Regions from separate parts of the Homo sapiens genome. Here all the other regions are linked to region 2. Evidence: chromatin contacts called from ENCODE Hi-C or POLR2A ChIA-PET data. All regions are on one chromosome and are shown on one strand. The core of a region is the stretch at or near the end of the contact, and the rest is flanking DNA. Distances in the headings are between cores, read along the strand shown. Region 1 overlaps SH3RF3 (SH3 domain containing ring finger 3). Region 2 overlaps SH3RF3 (SH3 domain containing ring finger 3). Region 3 overlaps SH3RF3 (SH3 domain containing ring finger 3). Region 4 overlaps SH3RF3 (SH3 domain containing ring finger 3).

Evidence for each region. Hi-C counts contacts between places; a loop is a spot of excess contacts on that map. ChIA-PET counts read pairs that join two places held with the same protein, here RNA polymerase II (POLR2A). Pooled maps may share reads with other maps.
Region 1: a map of ascending aorta shows a loop between it and region 2 (2.7-fold over the local background). The contact joins two enhancer-like sites. A Hi-C loop is called at or near these places in 9 of 168 maps with a recorded cell type or tissue (IMR-90, aorta, ascending aorta and 5 more), 1 of 37 single-sample maps with no recorded cell type and 9 of 50 pooled maps. POLR2A ChIA-PET finds 5 or more read pairs at or near these places in 1 of 52 experiments (AG04450).
Region 3: a loop to region 2 is called in a map of sigmoid colon, with 4 times the contacts of the local background. The contact joins two enhancer-like sites. A Hi-C loop is called at or near these places in 18 of 168 maps with a recorded cell type or tissue (IMR-90, MCF 10A, Right ventricle myocardium inferior and 13 more) and 18 of 50 pooled maps. POLR2A ChIA-PET finds 5 or more read pairs at or near these places in 1 of 52 experiments (MCF 10A).
Region 4: a map of heart right ventricle shows a loop between it and region 2 (2.6-fold over the local background). The contact joins two enhancer-like sites. A Hi-C loop is called at or near these places in 8 of 168 maps with a recorded cell type or tissue (PC-3, Right ventricle myocardium inferior, cardiac septum and 4 more), 1 of 37 single-sample maps with no recorded cell type and 10 of 50 pooled maps. POLR2A ChIA-PET finds 5 or more read pairs at or near these places in 2 of 52 experiments (WTC11 and activated CD4-positive, alpha-beta T cell).

Annotation. Positions count from the first base shown.
Region 1 is chr2:109,434,685-109,438,163 of GRCh38, forward strand. It overlaps SH3RF3 (SH3 domain containing ring finger 3), which reads left to right. Exons shown (of 10, transcript NM_001099289.3): 7 at 2,209-2,462. It also overlaps a transcript of RANBP2 not described here. Among named protein-coding and RNA genes, the nearest start is that of MIR4266, 120 kb to the left of the region's middle. Within about 2 kb of position 1,772, at least 9 of the 41 ENCODE cell types and tissues checked have a DNase peak (open chromatin) inside an H3K27ac peak, as active enhancers do; they include ascending aorta, gastrocnemius medialis, heart right ventricle and 1 more, where a contact is called at or near this core.
Region 2 is chr2:109,317,132-109,320,595 of GRCh38, forward strand. The region is part of intron 1 of SH3RF3 (SH3 domain containing ring finger 3); the gene reads left to right. It also overlaps a transcript of RANBP2 not described here. Among named protein-coding and RNA genes, the nearest start is that of MIR4266, 5.2 kb to the left of the region's middle. RefSeq lists enhancers at 1-727, 728-1,716. Within about 2 kb of position 1,365, at least 23 of the 41 ENCODE cell types and tissues checked have a DNase peak (open chromatin) inside an H3K27ac peak, as active enhancers do; they include IMR-90, ascending aorta, gastrocnemius medialis and 6 more, where a contact is called at or near this core.
Region 3 is chr2:109,240,908-109,244,340 of GRCh38, forward strand. All of the region lies in intron 1 of SH3RF3 (SH3 domain containing ring finger 3), which reads left to right. It also overlaps a transcript of RANBP2 not described here. Among named protein-coding and RNA genes, the nearest start is that of MIR4266, 71 kb to the right of the region's middle. Within about 2 kb of position 1,529, at least 21 of the 41 ENCODE cell types and tissues checked have a DNase peak (open chromatin) inside an H3K27ac peak, as active enhancers do; they include IMR-90, gastrocnemius medialis, heart left ventricle and 4 more, where a contact is called at or near this core.
Region 4 is chr2:109,381,298-109,384,466 of GRCh38, forward strand. The region is part of intron 3 of SH3RF3 (SH3 domain containing ring finger 3); the gene reads left to right. It also overlaps a transcript of RANBP2 not described here. Among named protein-coding and RNA genes, the nearest start is that of MIR4266, 69 kb to the left of the region's middle. Within about 2 kb of position 1,856, at least 8 of the 41 ENCODE cell types and tissues checked have a DNase peak (open chromatin) inside an H3K27ac peak, as active enhancers do; they include heart left ventricle, heart right ventricle and psoas muscle, where a contact is called at or near this core.

The DNA.
Region 1 (3,479 bases), core at 522-3,021, 120 kb after region 2:
GACAGCTCTGCCCACGGTGTCATCCCAAGCAGCCCACTGGCAAGTTCTACAGGCATTCAGGATCCCCCCTCACAGGCCAGTCCCTGGGCCGCAATAGCCATCTCCAGCCTTGTTTACCTGGCTCCTTGCATACCATGTTCATATACGAGGTGCTCAATAAATGCAGATCGAATCAATAAAAGAAATCTAGTTGTTCTGATCAAAATGTCTCCTCAAGAACTGTCTTCTCCTGCTGCCAGGGAGTTTGTTATGGGAAGATCCTCCAGCTCCTGACACTGGAGCACTTAGAGTGGCCCGGTCCCCTCCCTCTACCTCTGCTGTGCACCTCATGGTTGCTCACTCTCCTCAAGCCCTCTTGGTCTGTGTTTTCCAAAGAATGGCAGAGCCAGGAATAAACATTAAGGAAAAGCCACTCCAAATCTAGCCCCGGTAACTGCAGTGTCAGGAGGTCATTGAGTGTCCTCTCCGGTTCCTTAGAGAAGGAACTGCGCCCGGGTCGGCTGCCCCCAGGTCAGTATGTTGAAGGCCATGGGTCCCTCAGTCCAATCCATAGCTCAGCACAAAACAGGAAATCTGGCCTCGGTCTTTATCCCCAGAAGTGGAAGACACCTGTCCCCCTCCAAAGCTGTGCCCCCAGGACTTATACTTTCTTGATCCCTACTGGGTTCAGGACAATTGCCAAAGCCACACAGCAGAAGGCTTATCTGGCAGTGATTGGAGGGTAGGCGAAGGCCTACTCCTTCCTGCATAGACCTGGATCCACCACCTGTGTTTGCCCCCATCGTGCTAGGAGGCCCTGAAGTGCTGGTGGGCTCTCGGGGCTGGGAGTATAGTGCTCAGAGCTGAGCATTGTGAGTCCATTTAAAAACCTGGTGTGGGAGCAGGTATGTGGCTCTTCCCGTGAGGGCACGCACTAAGGAAGTAGGACTAGCCAAGGGTATCTCTGCCATCCTGCCATGAGGGCAGAGGGAAAGGGTTTTCTGCTGTCATGAGAGGCAGATGTGTGTCTGTATCTGTTGTGTTCAGACTTGTCAATATCACCTTGCAAATTAGTGACTCATCATTTGTGAGCCCACTTTATTTAGTTTTTAAAAATGATTTCCTCGGGGAAAAGTGAGCTCAACAGATGATAGAAAATGGGATTTTTAAATTCATGGTTTTGGCTGACCTGCTAACAAGCTTGATTGCTGGGTGAAGTTCAGCACAGCTCTGAGGGCTGGGGAAGGAGGACACCACCCAGGGTCCCCTAGCAGGTGAGTCCTTTTCCAAGAGGCCCCTCTCCTCTCAGCTGCTGTGCAGAAACCCTCACTCTGTGTTGCCGGGAGCTTCCCTGCTAGAGGTCGTGCCCAGTGATACCAGCCACAGGGAGATGGCTGGACCAGGCACAGGAGACGGGGCAGGCAGCCTGTTCTCCCACCTGTGGCTTCTTGGTGTGTCTTGAAATAAGATCCTGAAGGGACAGAAACAGGAATTTACCCAGCTCTTGGACAAATGGAAGACATTTAATTCCCCTGAAACTGAATCCACAGAAGCTTCCAAACCCCTAACTCTGCCATATTTCACATCGCTGCCTCCAGGACATGGATTAATTGCAAATACACAGAGGGAAAGCGTGAAAAGCCCCATTTCCAGAGTGTTCCTCTTGTGTGAGCTGATGTCATCTGGAAACTTCGGAGTGAAAGGGCATCTATTTCTGGTATGGAACTGCAAGCTCCCAGACATTCTCAGAAGGATGTCGTGCTGTGTGTGCCCTTTCCCAGCAGCCAGCAGATGCGAGGTGGCAGTCGTGCCCAGAGGGGGCCCGCGTCCTTGCCATCCTTTCCCCAATGTGCTGGATGTGTCAAGGCCTCGCGGGACATGACTGAGTCATCTGTTCTTTCTGGATGTATCTGGAGACACACAGCTGTTTGTAAGAACAAATTAAGGCAGTAGCTGTGGTATAAAAGATTTCGTTCAGCTCATTCCTCTGTTTCTCAGGGCGGCTTTGCTATCTCTTAAATATTTCACACTGACAGTTTGCACCCCATGAAGGTTTTGTAAACAGGGCCCTTCTGCCCAGTGACGGGCATTGTTTTAGGACCTCGTCCCCAGATCAGTTGGCCTTCATCTCTTAAAGCCAGCAGGTCAGAGCGAGGCTCTGCCAGAGGCCCACATGGCACGAATGCCTCTGAGCCTCTCATCAGAATTCCTTCTGCTTTCTCTCCACAGGGTGCCTGCAGGAGGGGCAGGGCCGCCCCGGAATAATGTAGTCGGAGGGTCTCCACTGGCCAAAGGGATAACCACAACCATGCACCCAGGCAGTGGGAGTCTGAGCAGCCTGGCCACTGCCACCAGGCCCGCCCTGCCCATCACCACTCCCCAGGCCCACGCCCAGCACCCCACAGCCTCGCCCCCAACAGGCAGCTGTCTACGGCACTCAGCCCAGCCAACGGCCAGCCAAGCCCGGAGCACCATTTCAACAGGTACCTTCACAGGGGCCTCACCCTGCAGGGCATCAACAAGGGGGCTTCCTGGGACATGCTTGTGAGACACATCTTGGCCCAAGGCTCCAGCAGTGCATGTGTGGCTGGTGGCAGCTTCATGGCAGCTGGAGAAACTTAAGGAAAACCGGTTTGGCCCCAGAATGTTGTGAGATGAAAAGAAATTATGGGGTGGGCCTTAAAGGCATAAAGAAGGTAAGCACATCTTGTCATGCTCGTGAACGTCTGATCTCCAGGAAGTTCACTTGCCTTATCATGTTACCCATCCTGGCAGCTGAAGTAAATTTACAAATATTTACACATTTCATTGTGGCAAGAGGGCCTCATAGACTAATAAGATTAACACCGGCACTTTCAAATGCCTCCCCCATGAATGATTGTGGGCCGGCCACGTGGGTCTTCCATCTGCCGGGCCCTGCAGGGCTTCCCAGCTAGGCGGCATCTCACAGGACAGGGCTGGGGTGAGACTCGGGCCCAGGCTCTTCCCTTTCTGAAGTGCTCTGAGGCAGGAGGAATGACAGCTGTTGATCCTTCGCCTTCATGGCAGCTGGAGAAACTTAAGGAAAACCGGTTTGGCCCCAGGATGTTGTGAGATGAAAAGAAATTATGGGGTGGGCCTTAAAGGCATAAAGAAGGTAAGCACATCTTGGTTGGTGGCTTAGTGTTGAGCTAATAAGAACTGCTGATGCTGGATTCGCAGGATGATCTGGGAGCCCATGCCACGGCGTCTTCCACCACGGTGGAGCCAGTGATGCTGACATGATGCCAAGTACCCCAGGACAAGAGGGGATAACACAGAATCTCTCTTCCCACCCCAACCCTGTCCTCTCAGAAATCATCTGTTTTTCTCAAAGTGAGGCTTAAAGGGCAAAAATAATGTAAATTCATGGAAGCAATAAAATATACTATTTCTTAGACTAACGAACACGATGACCCATTAGAAGTGTCCAGAAAGCAGCTTCTCAAGTGTGGAAAGAGGAGACAACACTTAGGTCAGCA
Region 2 (3,464 bases), core at 115-2,614:
AAATGTTTTCATGAGATGTAAGTTTCATGAAATGTTTTGTGGATGTAAGTTTTCATGGTGTTGGGGTTTTCGGGACCCCAGCTTACCTCCCACCCGGATGGAATCTCCTAGTGTAGCATTTCCTGCTTGTGCACAGATAGCGTCAAGTCTTGCCCATGGTGACAGGGCGACAGCAATGCCTGTCCCTGAGGGGGCGTCTGTGGGCAGGTGGGCAGGTGCCGCCCCAGCCCCAGGGGGTGGAGGAGAGTCCAGAGGTCTGGGGCTCTTTTTCCCTGTTAGCGCTCAGAAGGGACACTGTCTACTCCATGCTGGGGAGGCCCAGCCCCCCACCCTGCTCTTCCCCTGGGTCTGGGAGGCATAGCTCTGGCAGCAGCCCCGTTCACAGCAGGGACTTGGTTCTAGGTCTCGTTCTGCCGGGCCTGCCTCATCTCTTTCCCTGCTCCTTCTGAGGTACAGAACAGTCAAAGTCCACCTTGGTTTCTGTGACTTGCTGGGCCTGGAAAAAGAGAACTGGCTGAGTTTAAATGACTTCAGGTACATAAATATTAGTTGCTGCAGTTTCTCCACCACGGAATCACAGTGAGGTCAGTGTGGAGTGCGAGGGTGCCTCCCTGTGAACAGGCTTCTGCTCGTGAGTGCCTTTGTAGTGTCCTGGTGCTAACTGGGGATGTATCCTAGGACTTTAAGAACTAGCGCATCCGTCTTGGGTCAGGTTTCTCAGGAAGGCACATAACTGGAGTCCCAGCCAAGAGGAAAGATGTATGTGGCCAGCAGCAGCTCGCTGGCTGCACCGCTGAGGGGACTCGCACAACTCTGCCGCTTGTCCTGATGGATTCTGTGGCAAAGGCCAAGGATGGCCTGCATCTGAACGGAAGGCCAGGCATTAAAAAGCAAAGGGCAGGGAGGATCATCGTGATCCTTTCTCTCCTCTGTTTTTCTAAGCCATGAGCACGCTGAATTTCAGTACGCAAAAAAAAAAAGCCCCCTTTAAGCAGAAAAACCATTCTAGGGACATTGAGAGACTAGAAATCCTTGCCTAATTTCAGATTAAGCAAAACATAAGCATTTGGCAAATGCCGAGATTGTAAAGTTGTGCAAGCAGAAGAATCACTTTGAAATTTGAGCGCAGCCCCAGATGTTCGGGAGCATTTCCATGCGACTGCTCCTCCTAGCGTGACTGGCTGGTGCCTCCCGGCCCCCAGCCCGGTCCCCAGTGCTTGTCCTCTGCCCACTCGCTGCACAGACCTGGGGTGAGGAAGAAATGCCGCCGAGCGCCAGAAGATTAGGAGGGAATTGTGTGAGGCCTCCTCTCAAAGCCAGGGTGGCTCTCGGCATACGCGTTTATCTGAGTGACTGAATCATAGCACAATCATTTTGGCGACCGTGGGATAAACGCTGTGAGAGAACTGTGGTTTGTCCTTGCGGGTGTGTTGGTTCAAAGTCATGTGAGTAGAGCCAGCTCCTGAGGGGATCGTCTCATGCTCACACTGGGGGCAGCATTTGTCTCTTGTCAGCTGTGAGATCAGAGTCCTAGGGAAGCCAGAATGGTCTCTCAGATCATGCCCTGGCCAGAATCCGGGGCTGCCCTGGCCAGCCGCCAGATACTGACCCTTCTGGTCTCATCCAATCTAAAGACAAAGCATGAAAGCCCAGCCCTGACGAGCTCTGGCCTGAGGCCACCCATCCACTCAGAGGCAGACATTGGCTTGGAGAAGAAAGAGGGATGAACTTCTGGAACCAAAGCCAGCTGGAATTCCTTGCCTCTGGTAGGTGAGCCAAGTGAATTCAATATGTAATGAAACTGTACTTCATAACTTCCCTGAGAACATTTGTATTTCAAGTGTCTGTCCCAGAACAGATCAAAGCCCTCTGCTAACTGGGATTACAGATGGGAAAGGAGTGGCTCTCCATCGATCCTGGTGTTTGTATCCTGCCTGGAACAGCTCACTTTAGGGACAGCAGCTGCTTGTAGGTGTCTGCAGAAGAGGCACTCCCATCTCTGCCTAGATGGGGGCATGGCTTAGTAACTCTCCAGTACCCTGTTCTTGGCTGTCGCCCTGTATATGCCAGATAGTGACAGTGGCATCGTTTTGCAGGACCAAGTGTTAAGCTTGCTGCATTTTTTGGAGTTGAGAAAGAGTTGGTTCCTGGCATCGTGATATGAACTCTACATTTATTTCCCCTCTTCCTAAGCCAGTGCAGGTTAGTTGACTGCAAAGAGACAATGTCCTGAGCTGTGTCTGCCTGTGGGCTCAGTGGGGTCCCGGGGATCACCCAGGCATCCTTTTCAGCCTGCTGGGCTGAAAGCTTGGATTTACAAGTGATTCGTTTTCTTACTCTTGCACTTCTGCTGGGGTAGTGACGGTGGTCAAGAGAAACACATGTTAGTACAGATGTGTATTCTGAGTGAGAGGGGGCTCACAGGGCTGAAAACAAGCCCAGTGGGGCTCGTTCCAGAACAGAAAGCCCCACACTCCCCCATCTTCTCTTATCATCCCTGTTGTTTTTAAACATTCCCCTTATCATCTCCTCCTCTCTTTTTAAAGTGTGCGATCTTGAAGAGTGCCGTGCCGGAGCCAAATGGTGTGGGCAGGTGCAGCCTGCCTGCCCCCAGCCTGTCCAGGCCGTGTGTGGCTGTTTCCCTTCACTGCCCAGTCCAATCTGGAGCTTTTTCCAGCCAAACAAAGGCACCTCTGTCCCCTTAGAGGAAAGAGAGCCAGTAGGAGTATCAGCCCATTTGCCCTGCATTTGGGACCTAGAAATCCCCCGGTGGTTACATCTGGGGTCCCTCCTTGCAGGGGCAAGGTGAACGAGCTGCTGTGAGAAGTAAGAGAAGTCAGAGTGGGTGATGGAGAGTGGGGGGTGCTATTCTGGAGGTTCCCAGCTGGAGCTGTTTCCATTCTAGGTCTTCACGGAGCTACTTCCTCGAAGCTGGGGGTGGCCTCTTATGGTCCCTTCCTTAGGCCTGGAACCAAGTCCTACTAGTGCTCCTGTAAAGCCTGTAGAAGCAACACAACTCTTCTCTCACCCCAGTTCTCATGGCCGTCACAGCCCTCGGCTTGCCTCTGCTCGGCTCATTGACTCTAATTCCATTTTTGAGGGCTGCTTTCCGGGCAGAGGAGGGCGGTGGGAATGAGAGCAGAGGTTTCCTTCCTGTTCTCTGCACAGCAGCCAGTGGCCACCTGGACTAGAGAGGGAGGTACAGGCCCTCACCCTTTCCCAAGCCCACCTGAGCAGCAGGTACAACGTTTGATCTCACCACAGTGAGTGCAAAACCATCCTTCCTGCTGGAACCACCGCAGGCGCCCATCCTCGGCAGTGAGCCACAACTTCCTCCTCACGTCTTCTTAACCAAGGCCAGTTATACCCTTTCATGCTCAAAGGGAGGCTGTCCTACCTGCTGGATACATGTTTGTTATCTGGGAGAAGTTTAGGCCTCTCCCCACCTAATCAGAATGTCTAAA
Region 3 (3,433 bases), core at 279-2,778, 76 kb before region 2:
CCCCGCTTCTTTTCTCATGTTCCATCTTCTTTCTCCCTCACCTCCTTATAATCCACATCCAAACAAGTCCACATCTCCCCAAAAACTCCATGCCTCCCTTTTGGCCAAAAAGAACTCTATAGAGCATCAGAAGAATAATTACTAAAAATATATGTTTAAAATAAGTGGCCTTAGTAGTAAGCTCTGAGAATGAGAAGCTTCATTGTCTAGTAAGTTAATACAAATTAGTCGACAGTCAATGATGACAAGAAGAGAGCGAAATAAGTTTGTACTTACATACCTCAAAACAAAAACTCTCTGAAAAAGCAGTTTGTTTGTCTCTTGACCTAACAATTCCAGCCTAAGAATATAACAACAACAACAGAAAAGACAAATTCATTTGTAGTAATGGCCATTATAAAAGATGGACGGATATTGGAGCATTTGAAGTGGAAAAAAAGTATACAAAATTCATCTTGCTGTGGGACCCTCTCCCCTTTTCTAGGGCCATATGGGTATAGATGCATTGGGGGAAAAAATGGCTGGAAGAAATACTTTAGGAATGTCCTTTTTTTTTCTTTATATCTTTTGAAATTTCCTACATAAGCTCGTATTACATTTTGTTGGCAGAAAATCAGATTTATAACCATCCGTCCTCCCTCCCACACAACCTTCTTCCCTCCCACTTGGCCTCAGGCATTGAGGTTTGGCTTGGTTCGGTCAGCTCTGCTGGGAGGGCCCCTGGGACTCTCTGTCTCCCCGCCTCGCCATGGTGAGGGTTCGGCAGTTCTCTCCCCCAGTCCCTGCAGTCCCTCTTCTCTGGCTTCTGTATCTGCCAGTTTTCTGTTCCCACCCTGCGTGTTTCCCTAGTGTCTTGAATAATTTTTTTTTTTTTTTGAGATGGAGTCTTGCTCTGTCCCCCAGGCTAGAGTGCAGTGGTGCGATCTCGGCTCACTGCAAGCTCCGCCTCCCGGGTTCACGCCATTCTCCTGCCTCAGCCTCCCGAGTAGCTGGGACTACAGGGGCCCACCACCTCTGCTTGGACCTGAGACACGATGTTCCCCAGAGTGCTGCTTTCATGGTGGTTTTCTTGGCCTGACACCTGTGAGTGATCAGACTGGGAAAGAGGATTCCCTTTCCCAGTCCTTCGTCCTGCAAGTGGCTGGCTCTGGTGTAGACGGGGGTGTCATAGGTAGCCTGCCACACAGGGTGGCTCCTCTGTTCGCCTCCTGTTTTCCCTGGTCATGGTGGGCTCCCTGAGGAATCACTTCCCCTCTTGTCTGTGTTGGTGTCCTAGCTTAGGTGGCCCCTTTTCCTGCTGTTCTCAACTTTGGTAGCACCTTGGCACCATCTGGGGAGCTTTGTAGTCCTGAGGCATGGGTTCCCCCTAGCAGTTTTAATGTCACCAATTGGGTGGAAGCCAGGCCTGGGAGTCTAGAAGCTCCCAGCTGAGTCTGCTGGCTGCTACACTGAGGACCTTGTCTCCTGTCTGTGTCGTGCCTCGTTGCAGATGGTCACACCCATAGAGCAGCCCGTGCCTAGAGTCCTGGGCCTTGGGGCTCAGAATGGGGCCAGGCCTTCCTGCTGAGCCGCCCCAGTGACACAGGCACTGATTGGCCACTGGAGAAGCGGGAGTGAATGGCAACAAGGCCAAGTGGGAAGCCTGTGTCTGCACTGACCACCGTGCCCCAGGCCGGCCTAGCCCAAAGAGACCTCCTGCTTTGACTTTTCCTTACTGGGCTGTGCCTACCTTGTGAAAACTCCAGTAAAATTAATCCAATGGCTGCTTGGCCAGACAGTCAGGACACATTTCGTGAGCCCTGGTCTGGGCTCAGAGGTTTGGAGTCCACAGCTGGGCCTTGATCTTCTTTCCCCAGTGACGTCCTCAGGCTGGGGTGTGGCAAGTTTGGAGAGGATGGGGACCCTCACTCTGTGGCCCAAATAGAGCAATAGGGCCTTTTTCTTCTGCTTCAGATTATCTATTCTCACAAAGGGAACAGGCATCCAAAAACCTCACAGAACAGCATTAGGAAATCAGGAATTGCAGCCAAAGGACTCTTGTCCTCTGTGTGAGGCTGAGTCGGACTTCCGTGACTCATGGTTCTGTTATTCTGAGTGTTTGAGACTATTAAGGAAATTGAATTTAGAGTGTCGTGATTTGTGAGAACAATGAAATCGGCTGTTCATATTCCTGTAGCGTCAGCAGCAGATGAGATGGGAGGTGTTGTCTTTCAGGCAGACAATTGGGAGCAGGCTATTGCCTTGTGCAGGTGTCTTGTAAGGGCTGAGGAAAGCTTCTTGAGGTCTGAGCAGTAGCTGAGAGGTCTGCAGATCCCCTGCCTCAGTAGAGGGACCCATCAGCAACTGCCAGTCCTGGGCCAGAGCCGGCGTCAGCCGTACACCGCATGGATCCTGAGACTCCCGTGTGCTTTTGCAGCCCTGAGATTCCATGTGCTTAGTCTCCTTCTGTTCACCCCTTACCAGATATTCCCGGGGCACATGCTGGAGTGCCTGTCCTTTCTTCTTGCATCAAGTGTGTGGTGGCAAATGAGGAAGGGATTTTCGTATTCTCCTCGTGTGCATTCCAGCCAGGGAGGCCAATGAACAGGAAATGCTCATGAAAAAAGTCAGATGGGGCAGGTGACATACAGGTAATTAACACCATGGGAACCTATAATGGAGAATGACAGAGAATGACTTTTATATTTGGTGGCTGGGGAACATTTTTAAAGAGATGGTGTCTAAACTGAGAGCTGAAGATATGAGTGGTGAGAAGGGGCCAGGGAGGCAAAGGTCGGGGACAATCGCCTGGTACAGGGAGACTAAGGAGAGATTGAGCATGGTGTTTTCAGAGAACCTCGGGGTGGCCCGAGTGGTTTTGCAATCCAGGAAAGGAGTTTGGGACATGTTCTCTGTGCGTTGGGAAGCCATTGAAAGGCTGTAATCAGGACAATACGTGATCTGGTTTGCTTTAGAAAGATCTTGAGTGAGTAAATAGATGAGTGAGTAGTGAGTGAGAGAGGCTTAGACACCAGAAGAGCTCATGCCACCGACATGCAGCCATGGGCACTTGGTGGTTCTGTTTGCCCTGCCCAGCTCATGTGCTCATAGGTGAAGTTTTTGCCATCAGCAGTGATCATTAAACAGTGAGATGGGTAATTGTAGCGAGGGTATTTTCTCTGTTGGTCCTAGATTGCCTAGAATCCTGATAGAAAGAATAGTTTTCCTTGAACTTACAATTCAGCAAATCCTCTGTAGCTATTTTTTTTGTACTGTTTGAAGGATGTACTATTTATGGACTGCAAAACAATGGATTCTAATCCGAGCTGGAGATAAAACATGACGGGGGCATAAAACATTTAAGAAGCACACAGGAGGTACAACAAAGCATTATGCAACAGCTTCTTCAGGCAAATGTGCACATTTTGCATCTAGGAGCAGGTGAGAAAAGTGA
Region 4 (3,169 bases), core at 606-3,105, 65 kb after region 2:
CTAGGCTCCAGCTGTTTTTCTGCTTCTCCTGTCACTCATATGGACAGTGCACTTTCCACTGAGCAGGTCAATGGCGGGGTTACTTTTACACCTAACTTTAGCTCCTCTCTGGGCCCTGCTGGTCTCAGCACGCACACCCACCCAATCCTACGGAGACAGAGTTCTCACACCTACCCTCCGCAGGGCATCTTGGGCCATCCACGTCCACCTGCCCTCCCTTCAGCGTGGCCATCACGGTGCCCTGACTCAGCTTCCAGTCCCCCGGGCTTCCATGTTCTTGTCTTCCCTTTCACTTCTACCTTTCCTGCTTGAGTAAGTTAGGCTGTGGCTCGCAAACTTCAGTGAGCATTTGAGTGTTGTCAGAAGGCCCCCAGGATGGCTAAATAGTAGAAAGGACAGCTTTACTGGTGACATCAGTTTGCAAGCCAGGAATAGATAGTCTCTGACATGGAACGAAGGTGCTCTCGCTTCGCAGAAGGGGAAGGGCAGTTGGATTTTATGGCTCGCAGGGTCTGTGTTACATAGTAGAATCAGACATGTTTAGCAGGTTTGGGGGAAAGCTGTGCATGTTTATAAGGGGAGCTGAGTGCATGTGCAATGGGCAAACATGTACGTAACACACATCTCATGTCACTTTAGGGTGGGGTTTCAGCATTAAAATGAGGTGGAATTTGGCTCTTTCCATCAACAGGTGAACTATAGGACACAAAGACAGCCTGTGCACAGCCTCCATAAGTTGCTGAAACTGGCTTGAGGTCTGCAGTTGCTTATGAGAAAGGGGTGTTTGTAAGGGCTGTCCTCTGTCCCATCAGAGTTGCAGTGGTCTGGGTTATAAATCAGAGGGGTCTGATAGCACCTATTGTTAGGGAGTTTAGCAAGAGTGTGGCTTTCTTTGTAGCCCAGGAATTTAGGAAGTTACCATGCCAGCACATAGGTAACTTTGTTTCCTTAACCATAGGGTCTGTCTTAGTTGCTGAAGGGACATCTGTTTTGGTCTCAGATAACACAAGTCATTGGGAAAGCTGCAGGCCCAGCCCAGGGGAGAGTCTGCTGCAGTGGGGCTGACTCAGCCTGGGGCTGAGGCTGCCTGCACCAGGCCCACCTGCGCCCAGCCCACTGGCCACCCACCTCCCTCAGCAGCCCACCTCCTGACCCCCGACGTGGTTGGCCTTTCCTCAGTCCTCATCTGCATGAACTCTCCACACTTAGCACATGCCCTTCCGTCTTGCAGCTGTGTCCCCAGGCCTCAGCAATCTTAAAACAGCCCCTCTGTCACCCCACACAGAGCACCCCAGTCGTCTCCAGGACCTTCCTTTGGAACACCGAGCCCTGTCACATCTTCAAATCCTTCTGGTGCATTCTAACATCCGTCTGCCACTGAATCTTCAGAACAGCCTTAGGGGAAGAGGAAGGCTCCATTCTCCTGGCGAGAGATGCAGCCAAGCCCCATCCAGGGCCCGCAGCTGATGAGCAGTTCCATGCCAGAATTTGAAGTTAGCACCCCCAATGTTCTCTGCTTTCAGGATTCCTAGTGCAGAGACATTTGGCTGTTGGATTATGAACCCTGCCCCAATCTGACCTGCAGCTTCTCCTCCCACCATCTCATTCTATGGATTAATGTGTGGACCACGCTCTTCCAGGCCCATGCTCACTTCTTTCCTGAGTGTTCCAATCACAACACTCAGGACTTGAGAGTGTGTCTGAACCTGGAGATCGGCCTTAGGAAGTACCATCCACATTTAAAGAAGTTTGGAGGAAACCGGTGTCAGATTCCATGCAGCCCTGAGGGCGGGCCCTGGCTCCGAGGCACTTGTCCCCAGGCAGACCTTGTGAGTGCTTGCAGCTTTTCAGGCATGGAAGTGAAAGCATACTTAGCTGTGGAGAGATTTGGCACTGGGTGCCTGTAGGATGACAGCAGCACTTCTTGGCTGAGGTCCAGGGCTATGTTTGGTACAGAAGAAACCATGTCTGATTTTTCAGCTGGAACCAAGCACACCCATGTGGAGTCACTGGGGGGTCATGGGGGACCCCAAACATCTTTATTCCAGAGCAGCCCATCTTTGCAGGGAGATCTATCCTACAGGTCTCGGTTGCTGTTGCTGCCTCACCCTTAGTTCTAAGACTTGGCAATGGATTATGACCAAGGTTGACACTCTGGGCCAGTTGGAATCATTCTTCTCTTGTCTTCATGCTTCTCCTCCATGGTACCTTCTGTTAATACTTTCTGTTTCCAATGGATAGGGTGCAGGCTTCTGCGGGCTGAGGCACGTTTAAGATTCGGGTCCGGGAAATGCCCAAACCGTGTGTGTGCCCTGTGGGGTACTTTCTGTAACCACCTGAATTCCACCTGTGATGCAGAATGAGAAACAGCACTGATTCCAGCTTCATTTCGTTGCTGCTCAACCCCCGCAGAGGAGCTCAGAGCTACTCTCTGTTGCTTTTATAAACGCCTCCCAAATCCTTGAAAGTGAGAGCAATTAAGAGTCTTAGTTTGAAGCTCTTGGGACATCAGCCGCATTTTCCAGACGTCCTGTTTTCAGTGATCAGTCCGTCCTTATACCCTTTAAGTAATTTCTCATCCCTCAGCCCCTTCCACCCTACCACCCCGCTGAGTCTCCAGTGTCTGTTAGGTAGAAGGTTCTGATGACAGTCTAGAGGCTTCCTGGCTGCCACAAACAGTTCCTTCAGGGCTGGCCCCTCACAAATGAAGGCAGCCCATCCTTTCCATCTCTGCTTCCATCAGAGGACCACTTGCTCCTCCCACCCTTAGGTTTCTGTTGGTGGCTTAGCCTTTGGTGGAGAGAGCACATCCCACTGCTGGGCAGGGCAGTGCCCTCCCCACAGTTCCTTCCAGGCCGCCTGGGGTCCCACGTTCATCCAGTCCTTAAGCGCCGGCTGCGGGCCAGGCCCCGGGGATGCAGCCTGAATGAAGCAGAGGAGAACCCTGGAGACCACATCTGCCAGGGAGGACACAACAGCGAAGAAAAGCAAGTCTGGAGGGGATTCTACTCTCCGTGGAGAAAGTAACACCAGGAGAGGAGGAAGGACCTGGGAGGAGGGAACTGCAGTTTTCCTGTCAGCGCTCGGGACTTGGCAGGGAAAGCGGCCTTCGGGGAGGGGCAGGGAGGGAGCAGGTCCAGGGGTGGCCTGAGCTGGCCGAGGGACTCTA